Linked DNA regions of Mus musculus: region 2 is linked to region 1. A link is a loop called in an ENCODE intact Hi-C map of the cell type or tissue named here. Cell type or tissue: left cerebral cortex. All regions are shown on one strand. Links, peaks and the distances in the headings refer to the core of each region. The heading gives the core; the rest is flanking DNA. Region 1 holds the start of Ribc1 (RIB43A domain with coiled-coils 1). Region 2 has its middle 35 kb from the start of Mir98.

Evidence for each region. A loop is a pair of places that touch in the nucleus more often than their neighbours do. Peaks named below come from ENCODE experiments on the same cell type or tissue, not always from the same donor. Only the 100,000 strongest peaks of a DNase experiment are listed, where the experiment ranks them.
Region 2: it touches region 1 in a loop (2.6-fold over the local background); 9 of 42 quality-filtered maps call a loop at or near these places.

The regions. Positions count from the first base shown.
Region 1 is chrX:152,008,583-152,020,644 of GRCm38, forward strand. Ribc1 (RIB43A domain with coiled-coils 1) reads right to left here and starts at 7,713. Exons shown (of 8, transcript NM_025660.3): 1 at 7,581-7,713; 2 at 7,199-7,286; 3 at 943-1,059. The coding sequence starts at 1,059. Smc1a (structural maintenance of chromosomes 1A) reads left to right here and starts at 7,846. Exons shown (of 25, transcript NM_019710.2): 1 at 7,846-8,058. The coding sequence starts at 7,950. It overlaps Gm39540 (a long non-coding RNA gene), which reads left to right and starts at 1,059. Exons shown (of 2, transcript XR_878280.3): 1 at 1,059-1,847; 2 at 5,423-5,724. In left cerebral cortex, for the core only: a CTCF peak has its summit at 7,329; DNase peaks (open chromatin) are centred at 7,779 and 8,229; H3K4me3 peaks cover 2,173 bases; H3K27ac peaks cover 942 bases.
Region 2 is chrX:151,942,328-151,954,389 of GRCm38, forward strand. It overlaps the pseudogene Gm15191. Among named protein-coding and RNA genes, the nearest start is that of Mir98, 35 kb to the left of the region's middle. In left cerebral cortex, for the core only: a CTCF peak has its summit at 4,867 (motif pointing right); DNase peaks (open chromatin) are centred at 4,929, 5,125 and 5,644.

The DNA of each region.
Region 1 (12,062 bases), core at 4,475-9,474:
ACCCACCCACTCAGCAATTGTTTGTTACTTTCTTTTCTTTTCTTTTTTTCGGTTTTTCAAGACAGGGTTTCTCTGTGTATCCCTGGCTGTCCTGGAACTCACTCTGTAGATCAGGCTGGCCTTGAACTCAGAAATCTGCTGCCTCTGCCTCCCAAGTGCTGGGATTAAAGGTGTGCGCCACCACTGCCTGGCAATTGTTTATTTCTCTTTTTTTTTTTTTTTTTTGCCTTTTTTTTTTTTTTTTTTTTTTTTGCCTTTAATCCTAGCACTTGGGAGGCAGAGACAGGTGGATTTCTGAGTTTGAGGCCAGCCTGGTCTACAATTGTTTGTTTCTTAGGAGAGAAACCTCTGGACATGTCTATTTTAAGTGGGCAAACCTGCCCTAATTGTGGGCAGTACCATACCATGGACTAGTGTCCTGGACTGAATACAAAGGAGAAAGTGAGCTGACCTCTGTGCTTGCTAACTGTGGGCGCAAATTGACCAGCCACCTCCAGCCCTTTTCCTCCAATAATGGACTATATGCTTAAACTGAGCCAAAACAAACGCTCCCTTCCCAGTGTTTGTCAGGTATTTTATCACAGTAATAAGAAAAGCAACTAATATAACAATGTCGTATTTAGCCTTGCAGAAATACCCTAGGTTTATGTAGTATCAAATTTTTTTTACACCCTATTATGGCTCCACATTGTTTCTTAAGAACCAGCTATAGTGCAAGAACTGACCAGAGGAGAGCTAGCTGTCACCCATCATCTCTCTCTTCACAGTCCTGCCTCTCTTCCTAAGCCCTGTCCAGGCATATGAGGTTGGTCCCCCAGCTCCTGCCTTTCCAGTCCCAGGGCATGCTTGAGTCTAGAAGGGTTATAATGCACTGCCACATTCCTTTCAAGGCACAAGGGGCAAGTAATCTCAGTCTTGTACAGTTACTCATTACCCACTCACCCCCATGACTCGGTTCCGCACATTGAAGAATCGGCTTTGGCGTTCCTTTTCACGATTTCTTCTAGCTTCAATGGCTGCCAGCTCCCTGGGATCTGATACAAGGTCTAATTTATACATCTGGAGCAACGAGAGGTAGAATGGCTCTTTAATGCTGACATTGTCCTTGACTATACCATACCTTCATTTCTTTCTCTCTTATAACATCTCACTAGCTATGATCCTGGTTTTACTTTCTGATGTTTTATATCTTGATTTTACTTTATGACGTTTCATTATCTGTGTCTTCAAGCTCTGCTGTCATCACACTAAGTCAAGCTTCGGTCTAACGTCAGACAATATTCCCGGAATCCCTGATGGCCTTTGTTAATCCATGTTAAAATTCTCTGAAAGCAAGTCTCACTATTGCACTCTTTAAGTTAAAGTGCTTGTAAGCAGAGAATAACAGACTGCAGAATGCTCACCCCTAAATGGGACCTCTATATCACGTCCCCTTTTCAAGTCTCAGTAATCATTGTACAAGGGGTGGAAAGATGTAAGAGTCAGGGGTGGTGGATGAATACAGGAAAATAGTGTCTTCTGCACATACCAGGGGAAGCTGCATGTCTGAATTCACAGATATCTTGTTACCATGCATAAACCTGTGTAAGCTCGAGCCAGACTGTATCCCAGCATGCAAAAAGGAAGGGGGTATGAGCCCCCAGTCCTAGTGAAAGAGCTGTTGGCAATAGACAGCTGCTGGGAGGGGAGAACCCACTCTTTTTATTTATTTATTTGTTTGTTTGTTTGTTTCTTTCTTTCTTTAAGACAAGATTTCTCTGTGTAGCCCTGCTGTCCTGGAACTCACTCTGTAGACCCGGAAGGCTGGCAATGAATTCAGAGTTTGCCTGCCTTTGCCTGGATTAAAGGTGTGTACTAGGCTCTGCAAGCCCACTCTTGAGTTGACCAGGTTCCAGTAGAAGGCCACAAATCAAATAATATGTTTTCAGCACAAATTAGACTTGATGGGTGAAAAAAATTAAAAGCATAGAAAGTTGGGTGGGCAGGGAAAGGGGGTTGGGTCTGAGAAGGATTGGAAACAGGGTGACGATGATCAAAACACAAAGAACGAAGAAAATCAAAATCAAAATCTTCATAAACAACTTTAAAGTAAATGTCTTCCAAGTGTTTAAAAGACCAGAAAACAACCCAGGGTTGTTTGAAGTTGTAATACTTTAACGGTCTTTAAGGACTAAGATTACAACTACACCTATCTTAACTTGGGGAGCTGGTATGTTGGTTTCTGTTTTATCAGGCTTCCAAACTTAGATATGGGCTATATATTGTTCCTTGTTTATGCCAACTATTTCAGCTACAAAATGGTTAGTGGAAGTTATAGCTATAGAAAGAAGTGGAAAATGTCGAGAGGCCAGTGTACCTGGAGTACTATACCCAAGAGATAGTGGCATGAGACAAATTAAAAAGGTGTGTAAGGACTGGCTCTTTGAAGCCTATAGTAATGGGCCTGGAGTGTGGTGAAGTGCTTGCTAGCATCCATGAAGCCCTGGGTGTAATCCACAGTACCATGTAAACCTGAACCAAGTAGTGCATGCCTATAATCTCAGTACTCGGGGGAGGTGGAGGCAGGAAGATCACAAGTTCAAGGTCCTCTTCAACTACAGAGTAAGAAGCAGTCTCAAGAAAAGTGTATCAAGGGCAGGTGAAATGGCTCAGTGGGTAAAGATACTTGTTAACAGGCCTGATGATCTGAGTTTGTCCCCTGGTCCCACATGATAGAAAGAGAACCAACTCCTACAAGTTGTCCTCTGACCTCCACATGTACATACCCATGTGCCCCCCCCCCACTAAATAAAATGTAATAAAAAGTTTGTTTTTAAACCATCTCCAAAAAAGACCCTGCTATGAGTTTGAATTTCAATGTAATGAGAGGTTAGGGGAGGATTTCAAGGAGGTAACACTAGAGAAATAAAAGGTTTATGTTTGTAACCTGCCCCCCCAACATGTCAAAACTGGGCTTCCCAAAATATGAACGCATCTGGGGTTGATTATCTTACTAGATAATAAGTAATAAAATAAAGGGGAAATGGTATTTCAGAAAAGAAAGCTGCTTGTTTGTGTGATGAATGGGCAATAGGAAACAATTTGGAGGAAGCTAGAAGGCCAATGTAGAGACCACTTAAGTTAACCAAAAAGATAAGGATAGTGGCTTTGAGTAGGGCTCTTTTAAAGAAGGCTGAAGAAATGGCTCATCATTAAAGCTCACACCTACCCCCCCACACACACACACACACAAAGAATGAGGTGAAGGCTGTGTTAAAGAATGTTGCCAGGGCTGGGGGTAATGGCTCAGTGAATAAGTGCTTGCTAGCAAGCCTGAGGACCTGAGTTCAGATCCCTAGTCCAGTGAGACCCATTTTGGTATTCTGCTTTCCAGAGCTGTATGAAAGTAAGTTTTTATGGGTTTATTAAGTTTGGGATTTTTTATTATAATATGAAACTAATATAGCTTCTCAGCCAGTATTTATTGCAAGATGAACTTAGCTTATCTATAGCCACCAGCCCTCTGTACCTATTGAATAGTCAAGTGAGATACAATGGGGTGAAATAAAATACAATATTCAAATCACACAGGGGTCAGGGAGATGGCTTAGTGGGGAAAGGTGCTTGCCACCAGGCCCGGTGAGTTCAATCCCTTGGATGCACATGATGGAAGGAGAGAACCTTTGTTCCACATGGTGAAAGAGAACTGACCCTTGTAAGTTCTCTGACTGCTACACACACACACACACACACACACACTCACTCACATAATAAAAAAAAACTAAAACAGTGGTGGTAACCTCTGTGTCTGCACACATATGCACTTACACGGCAGCGTACTTGTGGAGGTCTTAGGACAACTTGCAAAAGTTAGCTTTCTCCTTCCACTATGTGGAATCCAGAGAGCAAACAAACTCAAGTCAGGCCTGGCTGCAAATGCCTTTACCTGATAAGCCATCTTATCAGCCCATAATTACTGACTTCAATAGATTTTCCTTTATTGTTAATGAGGTCTCACGCCTTTTCATGTGGTCAACCGTTTTGTTTATTGCTTTGTGTAATGTCTACTCATCTTGTGTTCCTTTTAGGGATGTTTTGTATACAAAATGTTTACTTTTCACAGATATATTAAGTAAAGTTATACCTATCTGTTGGGTACTTTGTTTCAATGCATACATATTTTATGTAGCATTCAAATTAGGGTAAATTTATCTCCTTAAACATTTTTCTTTTTTTTCCAAGACAGGGTTCCTGTCTGTAGTCCTAGAACTTTCTCTGTAGACCAGGCTAGCCTTGAACCCAGAGGTTTGTCTGCATCTGCCTCCAGTGCTGGGATTAAATGTGTGCTCTACCATGGCCCAGTAAGTGTTCCTATCCACTGAGCCCTCTTCTAGCCCTCATTTCACATCCCAATGGTGAATTTTGGTAAACTTAAATTTAGTCATATGTGCCCATCTTTTTCTTTGAAAGAAGCGTTTCTAGTCATTGAAGAAATTTCTTATAAGGTATGTTGGGTCAAACCCATAATCCCAGCAGTTGGGAGGCTGATGTAGGACTTAAAAATTGGAGGCCAATTTGGACTAAATAGTAAGTTACAGGCCATCATGTTTTAAAAAAATCATAGGTGTTCCCAGAAGAAATGAGTTATTAAATAAAAATCTCAATGCCAAGTTATTGGTAAGGGAGGTTCCCAGAGGAGCCTAACACATAGGCTACTGCTGCTTTCTCTTGGTTGTTCACCATAATTAGATGCTAAGAGCCTAGTGCTAATGGCATCACACACTTAGCTGCTGAGAATAGAGAAATCTGGGACTGACAAGGCAATTTCCTCTAGGCTGACTAGCTTTCAAGAGTTCCAGGTGCTAGCCAAGTCACTAGGGTAGAAAAGACATCTTACCCAGCAGTGGACCCTGCATGCTATAATACCAACCTTCCAGGTAAGATGTGCCCACTGGTGTAGTAATGGCATGACTATTATAGGGTGTAACCAACCACTCTGATTAGATTTGAGACCTGGTTCTGGTCCACAAAAGGGAATTCATGCCTGCTACTATAAATCTGGTCAAACGTCCATGTCTGGGCAGGTCATAGGCCCTAGGGGGAGAACCTACTAGTACTGTTTTTCTAAATGGTCATTTCTGTCAACCTGCCTTCTAAATATCTGTATTTATATTCATAGTTTAGTGCTGCTCTCCAAGGAGCTTCTTTTTTCTCTAGATAAGTTTATGCAGAAACTCACAACGCTCAAACTGTTGAGAATAAGTGACTAGAATGAGTGCCTAGCCCTAAATGAGATGTGTGTGTATCACCACTACTCCAAAGTTCAGGGGCCGTTATGCTACAAGGACTGGACAGAATGGAAAGAGCTGGAGGATGGAGGGCAGTACTGGGAAATGCTGCCTTTTAGATATGACAGAGCCATGCACTTGTGAATTCACAGCAGCTGTGGTCACCTGCAAGAGACCTGTACAAGACCGGTAAAAGAGCAAGCCAGTGAACCTTCCAGCATGGATGGACGAGGCTCCTTTCCAGTTGAAGAGCTATTAGAAGTTGATACCTGCCAAGGAATTGTCAATTTTCTTGCAGGTGCATACTATGCACATGTGGGTAGGACCAATTGGACTCTGAATCACAAAAATGTGTGGGATACGATGGGGCTTTAGAGGACAGATGTTGATATGAGGGTGGATATGACCCATATTCATTGGTACATATATGAAAGTATAAAATAAAAATAAAAAACTGGCCAGGTGTGGTGGCACACGCCTTTAATCCCAGCACTTGGGAGGCAGAGGCAGGTGAATCTCTTGAGTTTGAGGCCAGTCTGGTCTACAAAGTGAGTTCCAGGACAGTTAGGACAATGCAGAGACCCTGCTCCCCCCCCCCAAAAAAGAAGAAAACCAAATCAACCAAACTACAACAAACAGTAAAACAAACAACCTCTCCATATTCTAAATTTATAAAGATACTCTCCTATATATTCCACAATTCCTAAAGTTTTGCCTTTATCATTTGTTTTGAATCCATTTGAAACTGGATTTTGTATATATTTAGAGATAGGGCTCCAATTTAATTTTCTCCCAAGCTACATTTAATCTTTGAAAATTAAATAGTAACTTTTAAAAATGTATGTGAGATTTCAAGCCTCTGATGATTTTATTCCCTCATGTTGCCTGTGACTGGTTTCCCAAAAGAGCTTCATATCAGATTCTATCAACTGAGCTTTCTCACCTTCCTAGACTCTTTAGGATTCTTCCCAGCTTTTAGACATTATTTAAAAATAGTTACAGGAATAGGACTAGAGAGATGGCATGGTGGTTAAGAATACTTCCAGTTCTTTCAGAGTTCTTTGAGTACTCGTGTTAGGTGGTTCACAACTACCTGTAACTCCAGCTCCAAGGGATCTGATGCCTAATGTCTGTGGCTTGTGCACACATTTGATCACGCTTGCACTTGCACACAGTTACAAAGCCGGGCAGTGGTGGCACACACTTTTGATCCCAGCAGGTGGATCTCTGAGTTCGAGGCCAGCCTGGTCTACAGAGTTCCAGGACAGTCAGAGCTAGATGGAGAAACTTTTGAAAAAATAAAAGAAGATACCCAGGAATAGCTGTGGAAACCACCAGACTCTTTCCATATCTAACTGAAAATGGCACTAACCCCGGCCTATAAAGACAATCTGTTGTCACAATAGGGGGATGATTCAGTAGACATCCTGGGCTGCTAAGATCATGACTATAAGGTGATAGAAGGGGAATGAAAGAATGAAGAAAAAGGGGATGGAAAAGAATTGGAGAAGGACAGGGTATAAAGGAGAGAGAGGAGAGAGGAAGAGAGGGGGGAGAGAGGAGAAAAAGAGGGAGGGAGAGGGAAGGAGGGGAGAGAGAGGGGGGAGAGGGAGAGAAAGAGGGAGGGAGAGAGAGAGGTGAAGAGGTGGAAATGGGGGAAACTTGATGTAATGGAGGGAAAAGGACAGAGTTGGAGCGAGAGAGGGAGGGAGGAGAGAGGGAGAGGGAAGGAGAGGAGAGAGAGGGGAGGGGGAGAGGAAGGGAGAGAGGAGAGAGAAAGAGAAAGGGAGGGAGAGAGGAGAGAAAGGGGGAGGGAAAGAGACAGAGGGGAAGTGGTGGAAATGGGGGAAACTTGATTTAACAGGGAGGGAAAAGGACAGAGCTGGAGCACTGGCTTAAGGACCTGGACTCCTAGTGTTCACACAAGATACCTTTCTCAGTACAGAATTCCAGTTTTGAAGCTCGAAAATGGATTGGACCCAAGTTGACTCTTGGATTTACAACGGCAGTCTTTAAATTCTGCTTGGAGAAATAAGAGAGAAGCAGACGATAGGGGCAGTATTTCAGAACACAGCCTTTCCCAACTTGTATCTCTGTTGTCTAAGAGATACTCTCATCGTCCTCACACTCTAAGCTCGCCTCATCTAAGTCCTCCCTTTGATCCCTCTTCCATCCCAAACTGCCCACCCTTCCGAGGGCGCCTTCCCATTCCCGACTGAATCCTTGGCTGAAGCGCTTCTCCCCGTCTCCCCCCTTGCTGGCTAGACTACAAACCCCAGCCGAGCTTCTGCCTCCCACTAGCTCTGGCAGAACCTTGAAGTGACTTCTTTCCCAGCAAGCGTGGGCTCAGACCCCGCCTGCTTGCTCTGATTTCCCCCGAAGTGATCAGAGCACTAACGCTTCCCGTCCTAGTTGGCGGCCACTTCAACAGTTGCTGGGTAACTACGTAGAGGGGCGGGGCCTGAGCGCCCAGCGCGTGCTCCAGCCGGGCAACAATTCAACAAAAGCGCTATTTCAGGCGGAAGTGACCATTTCTGGCCCCGGAAACAGGAAATCGTGATTGGCTTGGACTTATTATCGCGAGGCTTACTGTACACCCGGCTTGCACTGCGCTATTTCCCGCGCGGGCTAACCTCGTTCCCAGGAGTAAGGCGCGGCCTTTCCTACGCCAGCGCCGCTGTCATGGGTTTCCTGAAACTGATTGAGATCGAGAACTTTAAATCGTACAAGGGTCGACAGATTATCGGACCATTTCAGAGGTTTACCGCCATCATTGGACCCAATGGCTCTGGTGAGATTAAAACCGGCTGTGGCCCTGCGCGCGTCCCGGTCCGGTTCCCCCTGCTTGTCTGCAAAGTAGTACAACCTACCCCCATGCAACCCGAGACATTGTGAACCCTGAAATGTTCCTTGATCCTCTTGGTGGGGCTTGGATCTGAACTTGCTTTCCCTTTTGGCATACACTGAACTCGAGTCTCTTCCCAACTGTCAGTTGGCGGAGTTCGGCGCAGACCCCCTCTGGCCCGAATGGTATGGGCCGAACCGTGCGTCGCCCCGCCCACTACCCCTCCCGCCAAAAGAGGCGTTCCCGAAATTTGCTGCCAGTTGTTTGGCCCGCGGCTTCCTTCCGGTCTGCATTGTTCCACCTTCCTAAACTTGTTTGACACCTCTGGGAAAATTTGGGAACCGTAACTCTGCTTTGGCGTCCGATCCCAAGCTGTGTACTTTGTGCTCTACTCAGCCCTCCCCGCACCCGCACCTCCCGATGGAACGCTCCACTCTGATTCCTTTCCCCCCCCCCCTCTCTGCTGTGGCACTTTTGAATTTCTGACCCAGCGTTCCGCTCAGCAGCGTGGGATTGCGATGCCCCCCACCCCTCCGCATGCCCCCCACACGCCTAAGAGATTGTTGCTTTGATTTGCCTTTTTCCTACCAGAAAACCGTAAATAAGCCTGAACTTGTTCGCTTGCCAAATTGGTGGAGGGTTTGGGGTTTTATCAGTTAAGTTTATGCGGGGAGAGCAAATCCGAGATCGCGGGAAAGGAGAAGCAAAGTACAAAATAAGATAACACTTAGGCCATTATAAATGTTTTGTAGAAAAGGGGTTAGGCTGATAAGTTAGAGTGACTTTGATAGTAACCCTACTTTTTCATACTTAAGCCTACTATTTCATATCTTAGTTTTTGCTGTATAGCTCGTAGTTTCCTCTCACCCATCTCTAGAAGTATTCGTTATGAATCTTTGCTGTGTTCCTCCACTCCAGAGATATTCTAGTTTACTCATTTTCTAGCCTGCTAGGCCACCCTTACCTTGAAGTAGCTCATAGCGAATACCTTCACTGGACTCTTGCTTGCGGTTTTGTTCTCTGTCTAGAGCATTGTTTCCTAACACTAGCTCTTTAGCCACACACTTTCTCTGTGCGGTTGGTTCTGTGCATTGTAGAATGTTTAGCTGTTTTCCTGACCTCTCTCCACTAAATGACAGCACCTCCACTCCCCTGAAATGCCCATCAAAAATGTGTTCGGACAATGTCAGAGTTTGGAGTGCGGGTGGGGGTGGTAATGACGGGTTACTTACTTCCCCTACTACGGTTTAAGAACCACTGGCCTAGAGGGTTGATGCTTTGAGTTCCACTAAATTTCTTAGGATTTTGGTCTTGTGACTCTTGTAGAAAATGCTTGGTTGTACCACTTGTTGAAATCGAGTTCTCTCAGCGTTGTTAGAATTAAAAATCCAGCTGTTTGGAACAGGCCTGGGTTCTTACCTCTCTATTTTTTGAGGGGGAGGGGTTGCCAGACAGGGCTTCTCTGTGTAGTCTTGACTGTCCTGGAACTTCCTCTGTAGACCAAGGTGGCCTCCATCCCACAGAGATCCACTTGCCTCTGCCTCCCTAGTGCTGGGATTAAAGGTGTGTGCCACCACTGTCCCACCTTTTGTTTGTTTGTTTGTTTTGGAGATAATTTCTTATGGCCTCAAACTCTTAAATCCTCTTGCCCCTACCTCCCAAGTGCTAGATTTATAGCTGTGTTTTACCACACCTGCTTTCTGCCTCTGCATACCCTTCAAAGCTTGGCACCATGAAGCATTTTTTGATCTCTGATTCCCACTTTGTAAATTTATTTTTGGTTACACATTTATGGTACATTTTTTTTCATCTTCATCACTAGTGCATGAGTGTTCTCAAGATGCCATTCCTTGAGATGTTTTATTGGTATATAGTTATTGTTAACATTTGCATTAGAAGAATCTTTCCAACACTTAATGACTATAGTAAAAGAGGATTGTACTTGTGAGATGTGATCCTTGAAAATCAAGGGAGAAGTCCAAAGATTGGAAATTGGTGGTTACAAGACTAATTCCAATTTATGTGATTTACTAGCTCTGCTGCAACTGGAGAGAGAGTTGACTCCAGATTGAATACTGATAGATGTGCCACTTATTGAGCACCAAGTAGATCTTGGGTTTTTGTTGTTCGTTTGTTTTTAAGATAGGATCTCATATCCCAGCCTGGTTTCAAATCTGACTTTCTGATCTTCCTGCCTCCATCTTCAGAGTGCTGGAATTACAAGTGTGTACTTCCACACCTGGTTTACTTGAGAGTTTGGGTTTGAGCTGAAGGTCTTGTGCGTGCCTGGCGAGCACACTCTCAGCTGGGTCAAGTCCCCAGCCCCACGAGGTTTATTTTTTAAGGTTTTAACAAACGAGTAGCAGAATGAAGGACTTTGGGCTTGAAGCCTGATGATACGGAGACTGTTTTGTCATCCTGTCAGTTGAAGTAAAGGACTCGCTGACAGTTTTAACTTAAGGAATGACTAGGTTTCTTCCGCTTTAAAGCAGAGGAAATACCTGTTTCCTAAGGCTTTTGGATAAGCTAAATTGGGTAATTAATGAGAACCTGACTCACAAACTTGCATGAATCATGTGAGGCAGTATTCTTAAGAAGGTAGCTGATTATGCATTGGTATTTTAGCAAGTATAAAGAGCCCAGGGTGCTGTCAGACAAAAGAGAAGGCTGAGGATATAGCTTTGTCTGTAAGGTGCTTGCCACATGAGCATGAAGACCTGAGTTCGGATATTCAGCGCCCACTTCAAAAGCTGGGTGTGGTGGTATATATACCCATAACCCAGCACTGGGGAGGTGGAAACAGGAGGATGCCTGGGGCTTGCTGATTAGTCAATGTAGTCAAGTTGGTGAGCTTCCAGGCCAACAGATCCTGTCTCAAAAGTAAGGTGGGCAGTTATCAAAAAAAGATACTCAGCATCAACCTCTGGCCTGCATATACACACAAAGAAGCTGCCTATATTAAAAATAGTATGCCAGTGGTATAATCTTGATAACAAATGTTAAAAGTTTGAGAATTGGTACTTGCTAGTTGTGATGGCACCTATAATCTCAGTACTAGTGTGGCTGATGGAAGAAGATTGCTATGAATTCCAGGCCAACCTGGACAGCATAATGAGGACCAGAGCTGCATAGCAGAAAAAAATAAAAAACTTAGTATTGGTTTTGTTACTCAAGCTTGTTTTCTTGTTAAATTTCTTTTTTTTTTTTTTTTTTTGGTGGTGCGGGGCTTTGGTTTTTTGAGACAGGATTTCTCTGTAGCCCTGGCTGTCCTCGAACTCACTTTGTAGACCAGGCTGGCCTCGAACTCAGAAAACTGCCTGCCTCTGCCTCCTGAGTGCTGGGATTAAAGGCGTGCGCTACCACGCCAGGTACTTGTTAAATTTCTTTTCCTCCTTGTTTGATCAAGTGAGTGGACCAAGTGACTTCAAAAAGTACAAAAAGTTTTCCAAGTATGTGACTCAGGAGTATACTAAGTTTCCACTTTTTAATTATTTTAAAAATTACTCTGTGTGTGTGTGTGTGTGTCAGAAGTTGGTGTTAGGTGTTTTTTGTTTGCTTTTGTTTTTATAACTCTACCTTATTTATTTGTTTATTTCAAGACAGTGTTTTTTTTGTTTTTGTTTTTTTTTTTAATGTAGCCCTGGCTGTCTTGGAACTCACTCTGTAGACCAGGATGGCCTCGAACTCAGAGTTCTGCCTGCCTCTGCCTCTTAAGTGCTAGGACCAAAGGTGTGCACCATCAGTCTGGCAGCTCCAGCTTATTTTTTGAGATAGTATGTCTTACCGGCTTAAAGTTCTCCAACTGGGCTATAGTGGCTAGCCAGCAAGCCCCAAGCATCCTCCTGTCCCCACTTCCCCAATGCACCACCACATCTAGCTTTTAAGTGGCACTAAGTCCAAACTCAGGTATTCATGCTTGTATGACAAGCTTAGTGCATGCATGGAGGTCA
Region 2 (12,062 bases), core at 2,942-7,941, 68 kb before region 1:
GAGAGAGAGAGAGAGAGAGAGAGAAAATAAGTATATAAAAAAATGTTAGAACCATGTAAAATTTTAAATGGTTTTAGTAAAGAAGTGTTCATGTACAAAGATTAAAATGTCTAGAAGTTTCCAGAATGGAAAAGAAAGCATTATAAAGATCCAAGTAAGTTATTAAAGATATGTAAAAGATGAGACTTAGAGATGATGCATGACTGTGTTAGTTCTTTTTCTATTGTGATAAAGTACCATGGCCAAGGCAACTAACTAATAGAATGAAGGGATTATTTGGGTTTATGATTCTAGAGGGATAAGAGTCCATGATAGCAGAGCAAAGGCAGCAGGCTTAGCAGCCACAACAGTAGGCTGAGAGCTACGTCTTGAACTGCAAATAGGAAGTTGTGAGTCTCTTTGGTCATGTGGATCATTGGCCAATATGTTCCACAAGGGCAGTGGGGGCAGAGATGATGAGCTGGGAGGGTGGATTTTGGAAGCTCTGTGAGAAGGTTTTGTGAATAACCACACTGGGACCAGCTATCTGTAGGCAGATCAGCTTTACTTAGGATGATTCAAGTTTTGGGGCACTGAAGGTAGGAACATCCAGGATGGGCAAAGGTCATGGCTGGGGGCCTTAGGGTACCCAAAATGCCTTTAATATGAGGAAGCATTTCAGGAATCTTAGGTGCTAGCTTAACAGGTTTTATCAGGAGAAAAGAAATTGATCCTGCAATCTAATTGAGTCTATATGTCATTCCTCAGGTAGAGGCATGTGTAGAGGCTTAGAATTCCCCAGACAAGATCAGAGAAGGAGAAGGAGAGGCCATGCTACTGAAGGGATTCTGCCATATTAGCAGGGGCTATCTGGGCTAATTGACCTTAATTAGCAGAGTTTTCCCAAAGAAATGGAAGAGAGAAAGCTTGTGGTTTTTTAAAGCTCCAAGCCTGTCCCCAGTCATGTACTTGTTCTTCCAGCAAGGCCACACCTCCTAAATCTACTCAAACAGCACCACCAATGGGGGACCAACTATTCATATCTGAGCCTATGAGGGACATTCTCATTCAAACCACCACAATGATCTTAAAATGTATAATATGTCAAACCTCTGCTTAAATCAATAGAGCTATTGATTGGCTTTCAATAACAATGACAAGGACTGGCTTAAAGGACAAAAAGTGTGTATGTGCAACCAAAGTTTATTTAGAAGTGTTTGTGTTTTGCCCAAGCTTTTTCTAAATATTACATTACACAATAGTTAAAAGTGTCTGACTGGTGTCACTGATCTTCTGGATGTTCAATAACCATGTTTGGAAGCTATACTAATAGGATCAAAGGGATTAAAAAGGGAAATATTTTCCCTCTTTCCAGGCCAAGGTCAACTAGATCCCAGGGAATTGTGGGACAGCTTTCAACATCCATTATAACTGTGGAAAGTCACCAGTTCTCTCATTCGGGGCCACCTTGGAGACCCTCACCTGATGGACTTTAACAAATGTCCAGTCTACAAAGATGAAGTCAACACAAGGATATTTTTCCTCTATGCTTTAGGGCAAAGGCATGGTCAAGCAAGTTCTTTGACTTATCTTCACATAGCTGGAACAGCTGGTAAAAGAAGGCCAAGTGACCTTTTGAGGGTCAGATCCTCCAGTGACCATGACATTTGAAACATGTGGTTTAAAATGTGGTCTTTAGAAAGTAAAACCAAACACTAAAACAATTGGTAGGCTTTAAAAACAGTTCAAGTGATCCCACTCCCCAAACAAGACTTGAATCCATATGGGATATTGTTTAAGACAACTATTTCTCACTGGTGATTTTCTGCTTCATAAGAAAAAAATGCTGCCCAGATATAAGATGTCAGACCTGGGCTCACTGCAGCACCTACCTACCAAAACAGATAGGCCCAGACTTGTTTTGACCTAAAATTAAAGAATTTGTTTTCTCTCCGAATGTACATTCTACATGCTGATTCTAACCTCTTTGACAGCTATCAAAAATGATGAAAGAAGGTGGTACTTTGATCACTGCTGAGTCTAGCCCTGGAGGCCAAAAGAAAAATGAAGAGGAGCTCAGTAGATAGATAGTCTTGTGAGCCCATGAAGACTTGGATTTGGATATTTCCTCTCCTGGCTTCTCCTGATTCTCCTGATTCTCTGCCTAGGCTGACTCTTGTCTTTACTTCACGTCTCTTTGCAGACACTTGTCAAGGGCTTCCTTTCCTACATTTGACAGGTAGAATCTTTTTTGTTTGTTTGTTTTTTCGGGACAGGGTTTCTCTGTGTAGCCTTGGCTGTCCTGGAACACACTTTGTAGACCAGGCTGGCCTCGAACTCAGAAATCCGCCTGCCTCTGCCTCCCAAGTGCTGGGATTAAAGGCATGCACCACTACGCCTGGCTCAGGTGGAATCTTTTAGTTTGGCCCTCTGAAGGGTTATCCCCCCCAAAAAATTACCACATCCAAAGCCCCAAATTAGACTGGAAGAAGTCAGATTGGTCACTGCCCAAATCCCCCCAGTGGCAGCTAGGGTTACCTCTTTAGAAGCAAGGGGGATGATAGGAACAGGACTAGGCAGTGTTGGGTAAAAAGACCCCAAAGAAGAGTAACCATGTTCTTTCTTGTGAAAAAGCCAATATATACATATACATATACATATACATATACATATACATATACATATACATATACATATACATATACATATACATATATATACATATATATATAAAATCTTGGTACACCTGGCAGTTCTTGACTAATCTGATTCCTAAACTCCACTAGGCTTCTCTTTTCAGACAGGATAATAGCAAACTAGCAGTAAGAGGGATGCAAAGTAAATAAAGTGATGAAAAACTAGCAACAAAGGCCGTTAGAACAAAACTCCTTCTGCTCAAGGAAATAGAATTGCCAACCAGGGTAAGAACCTCACATACCAGCTGAGTAAGGTGAATGGCTTGGCTATAGGACCATCTTAAAACATGCTTAAGTCTCTGCTCCTCCCTGTTCCAGAGACAGCCGCATCTTCTTGTGCAGTGCCAGCCTGTCCCGTAGACAAAATGGTGAAGGTCGGTGTGAACGGATTTGGCCGTATTGGGCGCCTGGTCACCAGGGCTGCCATCTGCTCTCCACATGGCAAAGTGGAGATTGTTGCCATCAAGACCCCTTCATTGACCTCAACTACATGGTCTACATGTTCCAGTATGACTCCACCCACGGCAAATTCAACGGCACAGTCAAGGCCGAGAATGGGAAGTTTGTCATCAACGGGAAGCCCATCACCATCTTCCAGGAGGAGACCCCGCTAACATGGGGTGAGGCCGGTGCTGAGTATGTCGTGGAGTATACTGGTGTCTTCACCACCATGGAGAAGGCCAGGGCCCACTTGAAGGGTGGGGCCAAAAGGGTCATCATCTCCGCCCCTTCTGCAGATGCCCCCATGTTTGTGATGGGTGTGAACCATGAGAAATATGACAACTCACTCAAGATTGTCAGCAATGCATCCTGCACCACCAACTGCTTAGCCCCCCTGGCCAAGGTCATCCATGACAACTTTGGCATTGTGGAAGGGCTCATGACCATGGTCCAATCCATCACTGCCACCCAGAAGACTGTGGATGGCCCCTCTGGAAAGCTGTGGCGTGATGGTCGTGGGGCTGCCCAGAACATATCCCTGCATCCACTGGTGCTGCCAAGGCTGTGGGCAAGGTCATCCCAGAGCTGAACAGGAAGCTCACTGGCATGGCCTTCCGTGTTCCTACCCCCAATGTGTCCGTCGTGGACATGACGTGCCGCCTGGAGAAACCTGCCAAGTATGATGACATCAAGAAGGTGGTGAAGCAGGCATCTGAGGGCCCACTGAAGGGCATCTTGGGCTACACTGAGGACCAGGTTGTCTCCTGCGACTTCAACAGCAACTCCCACTCTTCCACCTTCGATGCCGGGGCTGGCATTGCTCTCAATGACAACTTTGTCAAGCTCATTTCCTGGTATGAAAATGAATACGGCTACAGCAACAGGGTGGTGGACCTCATGGCCTGCATGGCCTCCAAGGAGTAAGAAACCCTGGACCACCCACCCCAGCAAGGACACTGAGAGCAAGAGAGAGGTCCTCGGTTGCTGAGGAGTCCCTGTCCCAACTCGGCCCCCAACACTGAGCATCTCCCTCACAATTTCCATCCCAGACCCCCATAATAACAGGAAGGGCCTAGGGAGCCCTCCCTACTCTCTTGAATACCATCAATAAAGTTCGCTGCACCCACAAAAAAAATGCTTAAGCTTTCTTTTCCATAACAATAGTTTATAGTTACTAGAGACTTCAAACAGCCAACATATGCTGGCTAAGGTTTTTTAAAAAAAATCTATATCAAAGAAGGGTGAATAGTGACAAACTTTAAAAAAAAATCAAAGTTACTTAGTCTGGCAAAGATTCCTATTTCCTGAACTTTCTCCTTTCTTTTTGTGCCAACTAGCCAATAACATCAGTTTGTGAAGTTAAACTCTCACCAATGGGAGGAGATGCAGTTACCACCTACTTCAGGGATAAAACATGGGATCCATGTTAGCCCATGTGTCAGTTGCCCCATTTGGGTTTGGGTACACCCTTTTTGATAAAAGAATTGTCTTGCCAAAGTCCTTATACGTTGTGTGTTTCTTTGTGCAACACTGAGACCATTCATTGTTTCTGACAACACAAATTCAGATGTGTGTAGAATGGTGTACAAGGAAGCTGGTCAGCCAAAGAGGTAGACTGTTGCCTGCCAACCTCCCCCCCCCTCTCCGGCTCAGGTTTCAAATTCAATCTTTTTTGTTTACTCTGTGAAAATGGATCTGATTGTTTTAAATATTTTTTCCTTTGCTGGGTGGCACTGATGCTTTACCAGTAGAGGGCAGTGGAAAGAAACTTGAAGGAGGAATTTGCTTTCTTGTGCACAATCTTAAAAGCAGAGCTGTGTAGCACTTGCAACTTTTCCAGTGCCTAGTTAAAAGGGGACAATTTCACACTGCCTGTTTAGAAGCTCTTGCCTGACCCTCCTGAGTTCAATTCAGGAAGGAAGAGAGGGGAGGAAGAGAAAGGGAAGGATGGGAGGGATATTTTCTCCAAAAGCGGGGCTAAGGAGCCAGGAGAGGTGACTCAGAAATTAAGAACACTTGCTACTCTTGCAGAGGATCTGAGCTCTATTCCAAGCACCCATATGGTGTCTTATATCCATCCAGTTCTAGGGCATTCAACACCCTCTTCTGAACTCCATGGGCACCAAGCAGGCACACAGTGCACATACATACATGCAGGCAAAACATTCATACATATAAAACAAATAAGCAAATCTAGAAATCATTTTTATAAAAGGGCTGGAGATGTTATCAGTGCCAGAGCACCCACTTAAGTATGTGCAATGAATGCTATGGTTCCAACCACTAGAGAAAAGGGGGAAAAAGGAGAGGTGAGGAAGAGAGGGAGAAAAAAAAAGGAAGGAAAGAGCCAGGGGTCCGACTATCACTGGCCATCCCTTCTGATGCATGGTTACCAGCAGCACCTAGTAGCCAACTGCTATTTGGAGTAGCTGTTGAATAATTTAGCAGTTTTCCTGAGTCCTAAAGCATTCCCAACTTTATTCCCCAGCTCTTGCACTGCATGGCTAGCAGTACTAGATGCCAGCAACTTTCCCTGGCACAGCAGTTGGAGGCAGAAAGCTGCCAGTTAGAGTCCTTCTGCTACGGTTTGAGTGTCCTCCAAAGACTCACATGTTGGGGGCTTAGTCTCCACCCAGGATGATGTTAGTATAGTGGAATATGCATATTATCTCAGCGCCCAGAAAGCCTAAGTTACATAGTGAGACCCTGTAAGCATACTGGCTGCTCTTCCAGAGGACCCTGGTTCAATTCCCAACACACACATGGTGGCTCACAACTGTCTGTAACTCTGGTCCCAAGAGATTCAATTCCCCTTTTCTGACCTTTTTGAGAACCAGACATTCACGTGGTACGCATATATACATACAGTCAAAATACCCATACATAGTGAAAAGAAAAAAATGGGAGGGGGTGTTTACTTCAGCAGTCCGGAGGCAAGCTTTCTGAAGTCAAGCCTGGTCTGGTCTACATAAGAATTTCCAGACCCATTAGAGCTACACTTTGAGAATCTGTCTCAAAGACAAAACAAAACAAAAAACAAAACGAAGTTGTGTTGTAAGAAATTCTAAGGTTTCTAGGCAGTGGTGGCGCATGCCTTTAATCCCAGCACTTGGGAGGCAGAGGCAGGTGGATTTCTGAGTTCGAGGCCAGCCTGGTCTACAGACTGAGTTCCAGGACAGCCAGGGCTACACAAAGAAACCCTGTCTCAAAAACAAAACAAAACAAAACAAAACAAAAACAAACAAAAAACCAAAACCAAAACCAAAACAAAACAAAAAAAAGAAGAAGAAATTCTAAGGTTAATTGATAAGGTGCCATTAGAAGGGCTAGGAAATCCTGCTCTCTTTTTTCTTATCTGGCAATGTGATGGCTTGCTCCCACACATTTTCACAATCACCATGAGGTGGATATCAACAAAGGGAATTCTTACTATAGTCTGTCCTATGTTGTCTGGGATTTCACATTCAAAAATGTGAGCTATATAAGCCTTAAAGGGGGCTTAATTATTCTTTATGTGTGTGTGTGCTTGCCTATATGTGTGTGCACCACATATATGCAGGTGCCTTTGGATTCAGAAGAAGGCATCAGTTCCCCTGGAAACAGAGTCACAAGCAGTAGTGAGCCACTTGGTGTGATTGCTAGGAACAGGACCCAGGTCCTCTGCAAGAGTGGAAAGTACTCATGACTGCTGAACCCTCTCTCCAGATGTTAAGCTTATTCTTTTTAACATTAGCCTACCTTAGGCAGGTCTTTACAGGAAAAAAAAACCTAACTAATAAACCTCCCTTGAATTGCCTTCTTTAGCATCTTAGAGAGCGACTTTCTGCAAAGTTTCTAAAAGCAGATTTCCAGCAAGTTCTACCGTTTGATATATACCACATTGCTTCCAGTAAAGCCTGGGTTTCAGCTATGAGTACAGGGTGGCAAAACCCTTGAGGGAACCACCAGTTCCTCTTGACTATTAGTCAGAGAGAGAGACAGAGACTGATAGAGACAGAGAAATAACAATTTTGATCGTGTTTGTACTTTTCAGTGCTTTCTTGAGTATATGACATACTTTGAGATAGGATTCTTACTATGTAGCCCAGGCCAGCCTGGAACTCTGAGATCTCTCTGCCTCTTAAGTGCTGGGACTAAAGGTATCTACCATCACTCCTGGTTATTACATATATTAATAATAGCATAATGTCCTTTTCTTCCTATTCTATCATCTATGTCATTTTCTTGGTTTACCAGATAGGTGCTTATCTTTTTCTCCGTCTTTGCATGCCTGAAAATTTTACTTTGCACTATAGTTTATCTTTCATTATTAATAATAACTATCATTATTTGTTGTTCTGAAAATTGGACCTATGGCCTTTATAAATTTTTTATTATAATAGTTATTTACCTGTGTGTGTGTGTGTGTGCCAAGAGTCAGTTCTCTCTTTCCACCATGTAGGCCCCAGAGATCAAACTCAAGTCATCTGACTTGGAACCAGGAGCCTCATCTGCTGAACCATCTACCAGGTGACCTTGCACATGCTGGGCAAATGCTCTGTCACTGAGCCTATACCCTAGCCATATGCCTGATAACTTTTGTTGGATAGCAGACATGAATACCACCTTTTTTGGTGCTGGATTTTTCATATTTAAATTTTGGTTTGGTTTTGATTTGGGACACTGATCCATGCATGGGGTGATTTTGTTTTGTTTTGTTGTTATGTTTTGTTTTGTTGTTTCTTTTCATTCAAACTAATGAAGATTATGCCTCTTGATTCTAACACCTAGTCTGTGAAATTTCCTCACCTGTGAATGCTCATCAAAATTCAACTGGAGACTTGAAAGCCACCCAGTAGAGGTCTCCCAGGCTTGCTTTGTCTGTGCAAGAATTGCCTCTGTGTTACTCTGTACTGTTGTGAGAGTCCTAGCTGCCATTATCTTCTAAACTCAGAGGGAACCACCAGTTCCTCTTGACTATTACTCAGAAATCTCCTAAGGAACAGGAGAGAGACAGAGACAGAGAGAGAATATTATCCATTACCTATATTATCATATTAGATTGGCAGCTGGCATGAACTAAATATATAGCCATAGTGTCAATCTCAGATTAGAAAAATCTCACTAGTTACTCAGTCGAGGAAACTGGAAGCCTTAAAACAGGTCAGACCAATAACACAGTTGAATCTTAAAGCTGCAGGCTTGCAAGATCACTGGAGGGTCACTGCTGCCAACTCCCCAATCCAAGGTTGAATGATTTGAGCCTGAGATCTATGGGAGGTGGTGGCAGCAACGATAAGATGTGTCCACTCAAGCAAGGTCAAGTTATGCATGCTTCCCCTTGCACTTTTCCTAAGTGTGTTGTTGTTATTAGTTACATTTAATCTTTGATAATATCTGAAATGTATACAATGCATTCTGATTACTCTCACCCTCCACTCTCTTCTCCATCCTATCCTTGTCAACCCTCCTCCTCACCACAATTCCCTTTCCTACATCCATGTCTCTCTTTTTCTCTTTTAATGTTTTGTGTATAACCACGGCCATCTGTGTGACCATGGGTGTGGAGCCTGGTGGGCTCATCAGTAAGTACACAACTGAAGACAATCACCCCACCCCCTGCAAGAGTCTGTCGGCTATGAGACAGGGTCTTATTATATGTACCATTTGACCTCAGGTCTCACTCTATAAACAAGCTGACCTCAAGCTTACAGTGATCCTCCTGCTTCCACCTCCCTAGTGCTAGGAGGGTTAAAGGTGTGTGCCACTGTGCCTACCCCCTCACTTTTGTTTGGATGGCACCACCCGCATTCAGGGCAGGTTTTCCTGACTCCGTTTCACTGACCCACATGCCAATGACTCAGCAAACAGCCAGAAGTATACTTTACCAATTTTCAAGGTGCCTCTCACTGCAGTGAGGTTGACATCCAGGATTAATCACCATGCCCTCTCTGCACCACTTCTGGAAACCCTCCAAACCATCATGATTCATTCTCCCCAGGAGCACAATATCACACTTCCTGTGGCCTCAGATCTGGAAACTTTTGTTTCACATATACTATCTGGGTTTTTTTTTTTTTTTTTTTTTTTTTTTTTTTGTTCAAGACAATAGAGTAATCTACTCCTTGTTACTTCCTCACGCAAAGAAACAAAATTTCTTCTTCTAATCTGCATTGTGAGATTTTGGCTTCTAGAACACAATGTTCACTCATTCATATAAACCATCTATATTCACAACATCTCTGAAAGTTGGGGGGGGGTCACTTTGCTGTCCTAATTGGAACATAGATGCTCTTTGTTTTTTGTTCTTTGTTTTTGACAATACTGCAGCTTTCTCAAACCATTGCTGTTCTTTTTCTCCCACCAGTAATTCTAAAATGATGAGACCTTCTGGTACTTCATGTATGATGCCCCCAACCACACATACCAGAACATGCTCCCTCCCTCCTAGGGAAATCCCACTGCTCTGCATGCAGTGCCCACAGAGTCATAAAAGGGTGGAAGCCAGAAAAGGGCTTTGGACTTAGTCTTGTGAGGTCACTGTGTGGGCATTGGTGATTGAAGTCAGGTCCTCTGGAAGAGAACTCTTAATTGCTGTGCTATCTCTCTAATGCCAGACAAGACCTCTTTTTTTAAAAAAATATTTTTTTCCATTTTTTATTAGGTATTTAGCTCATTTACATTTCCAATGCTATCCCAAAAGTCCCCCATACCCACCCACCCCCACTCCCCTACCCGCCCACTCCCCCTTTTTGGCCCTGGCGTTCCCCTGTTCTGGGGCATATTAAGTTTGCGTGTCCAATGGGCCTCTCTTTCCAGTGATGGCCGACTAGGCCATCTTTTGATACATATGCAGCTAGAGTCAAGAGCTCCGGGGTACTGGTTAGTTCATAATGTTGATCCACCTATAGGGTTGCAGATCCCTTTAGCTCCTTGGGTACTTTCTCTAGTTCCTCCATTGGGAGCCCTGTGATCCATCCATTAGCTGACTGTGAGCATCCACTTCTGTGTTTGCTAGGCCCCGGCATAGTCTCACAAGAGACAGCTACATCTGGGTCTTTTCGATAAAATCTTGCTAGTGTATGCAATGGTGTCAGCGTTTGGATGCTGATTATGGGGTGGATCCCTGGATATGGCAGTCTCTACATGGTCCATCCTTTCATCTCAGCTCCAAACTTTGTCTCTGTAACTCCTTCCAAGGGTGTTTTGTTCCCACTTCTAAGGAGGGGCATAGTGTCCACACTTCAGTCTTCATTTTTCTTGAGTTTCATGTGTTTAGGAAATTGTATCTTATATCTTGCGTATCCTAGGTTTTGGGCTAATATCCACTTATCAGTGAGTACATATTGTGTGAGTTCCATTGTGAATGTGTTACCTCACTCAGGATGATGCCCTCCAGGTCCATCCATTTGGCTAGGAATTTCATAAATTCATTCTTTTTAATAGCTGAGTAGTACTCCATTGTGTAGATGTACCACATTTTCTGTATCCATTCCTCTGTTGAGGGGCATCTGGGTTCTTTCCAGCTTCTGGCTATTATAAATAAGGCTGCTATGAACATAGTGGAGCATGTGTCCTTCTTACCAGTTGGGGCATCTTCTGGATATATGCCCAGGAGAGGTATTGCTGGATCCTCCGGTAGTACTATGTCCAATTTTCTGAGGAACCGCCAGACTGATTTCCTGAGTGGTTGTACAAGCCTGCAATCCCACCAACAATGGAGGAGTGTTCCTCTTTCTCCACATCCTCGCCAGCATCTGCTGTCACCTGAATTTTTGATCTTGGCCATTCTGACTGGTGTGAGGTGGAATCTCAGGGTTGTTTTGATTTGCATTTCCCTGATGATTAAGGATGTTGAACATTTTTTCAGGTGCTTCTCTGCCATTCGGTATTCCTCAGGTGAGAATTCTTTGTTTAGCTCGGAGCCCCATCTTTTAATGGGGTTATTTGATTTTCTGGAGTCCACCCTCTTGAGTTCTTTATATATGTTGGATATTAGTCCCATATCTGATTTAGGATAGGTAAAGATCCTTTCCCAATCTGTTGGTGGTCTTTTTGTCTTATTGACGGTGTCTTTTGCCTTGCAGAAACTTTGGAGTTTCATTAGGTCCCATTTGTCAATTCTCGATCTTACAGCACAAGCCATTGCTGTTCTGTTCAGGAATTTTCCCCTGTGCCCATATCTTCAAGGCTTTTCCCCACTTTCTCCTCTATAAGTTTCAGTGTCTCTGGTTTTATGTGAAGTTCTTTGATCCATTTAGATTTGACCTTAGTACAAGGAGATAAGTATGGATCGATTCGCATTCTTCTACATGATAACAACCAGTTGTGCCAGCACCAATTGTTGAAAATGATGTCTTTCTTCCACTGGATGGTTTTAGCTCCCTTGTCGAAGATCAAGTGACCATAGGTGTGTGGGTTCATTTCTGGGTCTTCAATTCTATTCCATTGGTCTACTTGTCTGTCTCTATACCAGTACCGTGCAGTTTTTACCACAATTGCTCTGTAGTAAAGCTTTAGGTCAGGCATGGTGATTCCACCAGAGGTTCTTTTATCCTTGAGAAGAGTTTTTGCTATCCTAGGTTTTTTGTTATTCCAGATGAATTTGCAAATTACTCCTTCTAATTCGTTGAAGAATTGAGTTGGAATTTTGATGGGGATTGCATTGAATCTGTAGATTGCTTTTGGCAAGATAGCCATTTTTACAATATTGATCCTGCCAATCCATGAGCATGGGAGATCTTTCCATCTTCTGAGATCTTCTTTAATTTCTTTCTTCAGAGACTTGAAGTTTTTATCATACAGATCTTTCACTTCCTTAGTTAGAGTCACGCCGAGATATTTTATATTATTTGTGACTATTGAGAAGGGTGTTGTTTCCCTAATTTCTTTCTCAGCCTGTTTATTCTTTGTGTAGAGAAAGGCCATTAACTTGTTTGAGTTAATTTTATATCCAGCTACTTCACC